2 separate regions of the Homo sapiens genome follow, and region 2 is linked to region 1. The links are chromatin contacts, found by Hi-C in ENCODE. All regions are on one chromosome and are shown on one strand. The core of a region is the stretch at or near the end of the contact, and the rest is flanking DNA. Distances in the headings are between cores, read along the strand shown. Region 1 overlaps CCNY (cyclin Y). Region 2 overlaps CCNY (cyclin Y).

Region 1 (3,156 bases), core at 539-3,038:
GGGAAGGTGATGTACTGTGTGGAGGAGAGCGTTCAGCAGGAGAGAGTGGCCGTCACTAACTGCAGGGCAGGCAAGCTCAGGGCCCAGCACCATGGCTATGGGAATATCGGGAGTTGAGGAAGAAAAAGGCTCCAGTGGCACTGAAGCGGGAAATGCGGTAGAGATTTGGAGGCTCAACTTTTCAGAACTTGACTGAGAAGTGAGGGAGAGAGAGAGGAGTTCTGACATGCATCGGGCACGTCGCTTTTGCCCCACTTCACAAAGGGAGGAGAAGCAGAGCCACTGAGGCTGACCTGGACTTCACTGGTTCCCCTCTGCAGTTGAGCTGCTGTCAAAATGTAGATTTGCAAATAAAGATATGTTTTTTAACCCAGGGTTTTTCTAGGCTAAAAAATAGGCCTATTTTTTCCTGTGTTAGTTTCCTTGCTGTGTAACAAGTTACCAGAAACTCAGCAGCTTAAGACAACACACATTGACTCTATCACAGTTTCTGTGGGGCATGAGTCGGAGCATGGCTTGGCTGGGTCCTGTGCTTCCCAGTCTCTGACGAGGCTGCAGTCAAGATACTTCCATGGCTAGGGTCTCGTCTGAAGACTTGCCTGGGGAGGATCCCCTTCCAAGATCCCTCGCAGAACCTGGGTGCTGGAAGGATTCCATTTCTTTCAAGTTATGAGACTGAGGGCCACAGTTCCTTGCTGGCTGCTGGCTGGAGGCTGCCCCACGTTCCGTGTCCTGTGGGTTTTTCCACCATGGGAGTTATTACTTCATCAAAGCCAGCCAGAGAGAGACAACTTGCAGGGGGGAAGTCATTGTCTCATGCTGCCTTAGCACAGAGGTGACATCACCTGTGCCCTATTCTGTTGCTTATCAGCAAGTCACAGGCCCCTCTCGCACTTAGGAAAGGGGATTACATAAGAGCATGAATACCAGGAGGCGGGAATCATTGGGTGGGTGAGAACCTTAGACCTGCCTGCCACAGAGTAGGACTCCGTGATACATCTTGTAATCGTGAGACTTTTGCAGCATGACTTCAGCAAGTTGGGGGCCATGGTGGGAGGGAGTGATTCACTTCACTATCAGATGAGATTTTCACGGTGAAGGTGAGATGTGAACTGGTCTTTGAAGTGGTAGCTCCAGAATTTTCACACATAAAAGAGGGTTAGGGTAACAGTCTGGTTGGAAGCGGGGTACATCACAAATGCAGTGTATTTGGAGTAGCTTGAGCAATTGAGCTGAAGCCTTGTCAAGCCGTGCTTTGAGAGTGACCCTGCTCTGAAGGATGCAAAAACTTAGTTCCATAAAGAAGAGACAAGGACCCAGGATGAAGTGGATCATTCTAGGCGGAGGGAACAGCAGGAGCAGAGATGCTGGAACTTGGCAAAGCATGATGTAGTTTTAGGGGAAGATCAGTAGTTTCCTGAGGATGGATTTTAAGTCATATAAAAGGAGGGAGAATAAAGCTGGGAGAGTGGCATGGGGGCAGGCCGTGCACTCAGAGGAGATGGAGCCTGGCCCTAAGGGCAGATGGGCTTTGTTGGTCCTCAGAGGAGATGGAGCCCAGTCCTCAGGGCAGAAAGACTTTTGGGTCCTTGAGAGGATGGAAGCCCTGTCCTGAGGGCAGGAGGGCTGTGTTGTTTCTCAGAAGAGATAGAGCCTGGTCCTGACGGCAGGTGGGCTTTGTAGGCCTTGGATAGATGGAGCCTAGCCTTGAGGGTAGAAGGGCTTTGTTGGCCCTCAGGGGAGCTGGTGCCTAATCCTCAGGGCAGAAAGCCTTTTTGGGCCTTGAGAAGATGGAAACTCTTTCCTGAAGGCAGAAGGGCTTTGTGGACTCTCAGAGGAGATGGAGCTGGGTCCTGAGGGCAGAAGGGCTTTTAGCCTGGGTAATGGTAGGATTAGTTTTGGGCTCCTTTCCTCAGTCTGCAGGGGAGGCTGCTTGGGAACATGTTTGTTGCTCACATCTGTCTCCTCTGCTCTTGGCAGGAGACAAGAAAGGATGCGAGTCGAGAAGTCAGAGCTGCTGATGTGTTTCCCAGCTTCTGTTGCATCCTGAGAAGCCTGGGTCAGGCTGAGGTTTGGGGGAGATTGGGAATGTGTGGCCCCACTCAGGAATTGGGCTGCTTACTTCCAGATCACTGTAGGCCAGCTCCCTCTTGCTGTACCTTTCACACATGGGCTCAGCCATCCTGTGGGCCGAGCAGGTGGCAGTGCCCGCTCTGACTGCACAGATCGACAGAGAGTTTTATAGATAAAAACCAATGATTTTTTAAAAGGCATCTTTTCTTCATTTAGAATTGGTGTATTGGATGTCAGGAAGAAATTAGTTGCTCTTTTTTCCCTATCCTTCCTGAAAGAGCAGCTTTATACAATGTTTTTGGCAGCTGATGTTCAAAGAAGATCAAAGAAGAAAACTGGCATTTTTGGCAGGTTATGACACTGGTACCCGTGGGGTGCTGTTCAGTGCCATGTTACCTGATCTGGAAACTTGTGGCACCCGTGTGTGTGTGTGTGTGTGTGTGTGTGTGTGTGTCCTTGTAGGGTGCTACTTCTCTCCTTGCCTACCTACCGTGTACTTTGATGATGCTGACATTGGTGGATTTCTGTAGATGTGCTGTTTAGCCAGGTATGCAGCACTCTTTATTTAAAGTGGAGGGCCATTAATGGTGGCTCATGCCTGTAATCTCAGCACTTTGGGAGGTTGAAACGGGAGGATTCTTTGCGTCTAGGAGTTTGAGACCAGCCTGGGCAACATAGTGGGACACCGTCTTCTAAAAATAATAAAATAAAATGGGGAATCCTTTTGATTGGGGAGAAATTAGAATCTAATTTTGGAAAGGGGCATAAAATAATTCATGAGTTTGGGGAAGCACCATGACGTATAATTACCTAGTTATCTCTTAAATTTCAAAATTGGACTTAATTGAGCAAATGGTGGTGAAGATACCATAGAACAAAAGATTTCCTGTTGCTTTCTGTGCTTTTTTATTATATGAAATGATGTGGCATGATTTATTTGGTTGTTACTGTCTGGTTGTGAACGTGAGCAACCTTTAACAGATGGCTGAAATGGGGCCCAGTTGGAAGGAGGGCCGCGGACCACCTGCTTTTGTGGCCCTGTTGCCCTGGAGATCACTCCAGCTGTGACTGTTGATGGCCTGT
Region 2 (2,936 bases), core at 180-2,679, 150 kb after region 1:
CAACAGCTCTAAAATCTATTTTCCCAAAGCTTAACCAGAAACTCAAGCTTGGAGAAGGTTGTTCTGTTTTCCAGGGAACCCTGGGAAAATACCGCCTTGTTCAAAAGCAGCTTCCTCTTGACTTTGCTCGTAGTGTCTGCCTCCATCTGGAACCATGGTGTCTGTATATCATTTTGGGCAGGATTATCAGGCTGTTCTCTTAGACTTTTCTTCTTACTATTGGGAGAATACGCTTTGCAGTGACGCCTGTTGACCACCAGACGGCGGTGTGTCCATGGCAGCTCCCAGGTTCACTTGGGATTTGCTCCTTTGACGTTTGACAGTTCTGGCCTTAGCAGGGCCTCTGACGCTTTCGTTTTGTTGAAGTCTTACCTGGATTCCAGTATTTCACAGGATGATCTCTTATTAAATCTCATTTAAATGAAGCATAAATAAAAGTTGTTTTAAGTAAAAATTATCCCAAATCAAAGTAAATTATTATTTATTTATTTATTTTTGGGACAGAGTTTCGCTCTCGTTGCCCAGGCTGGAGTGCAGTGGGGCAATCTCGGCTCACTGCAACTTCCGCCTCCTGGGTTCAAGTGATTCTCCTGCCTCACCCTCCTGAGTAGCTGGGATATTAGAGGTGCCCACCACCATGCCTGACTAATTTTTTTTTTTTTTTTTTGAGACAGAGTTTCGCTCTTGTAGTCCAGGCTGGAGTGCAATGGCGCAATCTTGGCTCGCTTCAACCTCCACCTCCCGGGTTCAAGTGATTCCCCTGCCTCAGCCTCCTGAGTAGCTTGAATTATAGGCATGTGCCACCATGCCCGGCTAATTTTCTTTGTATTTTTAGTAGAGACGAGGTTTCACCCTGTTGGCCAGGCTGGTCTCAAACTCCTAAACTCAGGTGATCCACCCGCCTCAGCCTCCCAAAGTGCTGAGATTACAGGTGTGAGTGACCACACCCAGCCTAAATTCTTAAAACTATGAAATTTAGTACAGTAAATACATTTGGAGCTTGTTATCACTCTTTTCACGAGGCTGTGTGGAAACAAGCAGTGACGCTCTTCATCTGATGAAGAGACCGGAATGGGCCTTCCTCGGGCCTCCTTCCTTGCCGCCTGCCCACAGGTCCCAGTGCTCCTTTCCCCAGCAGCTTCATGTCTCCCCAGAGCCACTGGCCTTGCTCAGCCCCAGCCTCCCCACCCGCCTCCTTACTGTTCTTGTCCTTTGTCACAGCAACTTGAGCTGGTGTGGAGCCCTCCTCAGTCCTTCATAGCTGAGTGCTATGAGTCACCGGGAACAGCCATAGGGGTCTCGGGACATCACTCAGGACAGGATGGTGCCTGCATGTGAGGCTCAGACCCAGACCCTCAGCGTTCAGCAGAGTTGGCAGGACATGACTTAGAATGCCGAGGCTGGGATCAGGGTCAGGAGGGTGAGGCCCTGCACTAGGGCCCTGGCTTCACTCACAGGAAATGGTGACTGTGTGTTTTGGCTGCCTGCAGCAGGTTGGAGGGGACCCACTCTGCCTGAAACACCCCCTCCTCAGCCCTGGTTCCTCTCCGCCAGAGCTCCATGCTTCCCTCACCTCAGTTCAGCTCTCACTGCTGTGGGAAGCCTTCTGAGATCATGTGCTGGGGGCCAGGCATGCAAAAGCAGATGTTGCACTTCCTGACTATGAGGAGAACAGCCCAAGAGGCTGAGTTCAGCAGCCACATGCTGCATAGTGTGGGCAAGGACAGGAGGTTTCCTGGAGGGTGTGCAGTGGGTGGGCACCCTGTGGGTGGGCACCCCTGGGGGCTTCCTGGGGAGAACGTGCTGAATCTGAGTGCATGACCCAGGACCAGTGCTCCACAGATAGTTCCCTCACTGAGAAGGTTCCCCCCACCCAGAGGAACTATCTAGAAATAAACCTAATTTGAAAGATAGCTGACATGAGAAGTTCTTAAAGTAGAAGTTTTTGAATTTCTCCCAGCATTCCATCAACATGTAGATGGGTTGGCAGGGTGGATCTTAGCACCTCCTCTCCCAACCTACCTTTTTAGTTGAGTGGTTCTCAGAGTGTGGGCCCGGGGCAAGAGCCTCAGCCTCACCATCATCTGGGAGTTCCTTAGAAATGCACATTCTCAGGCCCCACTGCAGACCTACTGATCCCCACAGTGTGAAGGTGGAGCCCCCTGTCTGTTCTAACAAGCCCACCAGGTGATGGGGTGCGTGCTCAAGTGTGGAAACTACTGCTTCCATTCTTCCCGGCTTGTGAGTTCTCTTTTTAAGAGACTGAGGCAGAGACTGGACACCCTCCCCCCATAATCCCTGCCTTTTGCCTAAGAAAGCCCCTACACAGTTCCTCCCTTCTTTTCTCCCTGGAGGTAGGGAGGGGCCACCGAGGAAGCCAATGTCCTCTAGGTCTGCAGAGGCTGAGTGTTTTCCTCTGGGCCCCTGCGGAAGGGCCCTCACTGGACTCCACGTGGCAGCTCTTGGCTGCTGCATCCACCCTTTGTTAGCAGCCTGTCCTCACGGAGACCTGCAGCCAGAGCCTGCTGTGTGTGTGTTAGATCTCAGTGAAGTGATTCGCCCTGAAACGCTTCCTGGTGATGATCCCAGTTAACCAGTCCTCATCCTTCTGGGCACCAGATCAAGTGGATTTGGCTTTTAATCCCAATATGGTGGTCTAACCAGACATTTACTTAGATCACTGGTCTTCCTGGAGGATGCAGTTTTCTGGAGTCTGGTCTCCAGCAACTTGCCTTGGCAGGCCACGTGGCCTGGTGTGGCAGCTAAGCATAGGCTATTTTTGTCTTTGCTTTGCAGGAACGAGCTAGAGCGACAGTTTCTTGAATTGCTGCAGTTCAACATCAATGTTCCTTCCAGTGTCTATGCCAAGTATTATTTTGATCTTCGTTCTCTGGCAGAAGCGAACAACCTGAGCTTTCCCTTGGAGCCCCTGAGCA

Evidence for each region. Hi-C counts contacts between places; a loop is a spot of excess contacts on that map. Pooled maps may share reads with other maps.
Region 2: a loop to region 1 is called in a map of PC-9, with 11 times the contacts of the local background. The contact joins two enhancer-like sites. A Hi-C loop is called at or near these places in 4 of 168 maps with a recorded cell type or tissue (PC-3, PC-9, endothelial cell of umbilical vein and 1 more) and 3 of 50 pooled maps.

The regions. Positions count from the first base shown.
Region 1 is chr10:35,413,668-35,416,823 of GRCh38, forward strand. All of the region lies in intron 1 of CCNY (cyclin Y), which reads left to right. Among named protein-coding and RNA genes, the nearest start is that of CCNY, 79 kb to the left of the region's middle. Within about 2 kb of position 1,789, at least 3 of the 41 ENCODE cell types and tissues checked have a DNase peak (open chromatin) inside an H3K27ac peak, as active enhancers do.
Region 2 is chr10:35,563,227-35,566,162 of GRCh38, forward strand. CCNY (cyclin Y) reads left to right here. Exons shown (of 10, transcript NM_145012.6): 9 at 2,797-2,936. Among named protein-coding and RNA genes, the nearest start is that of GJD4, 41 kb to the right of the region's middle. RefSeq lists enhancers at 1,196-1,305, 1,366-1,475, 1,746-1,825. Within about 2 kb of position 1,430, at least 10 of the 41 ENCODE cell types and tissues checked have a DNase peak (open chromatin) inside an H3K27ac peak, as active enhancers do.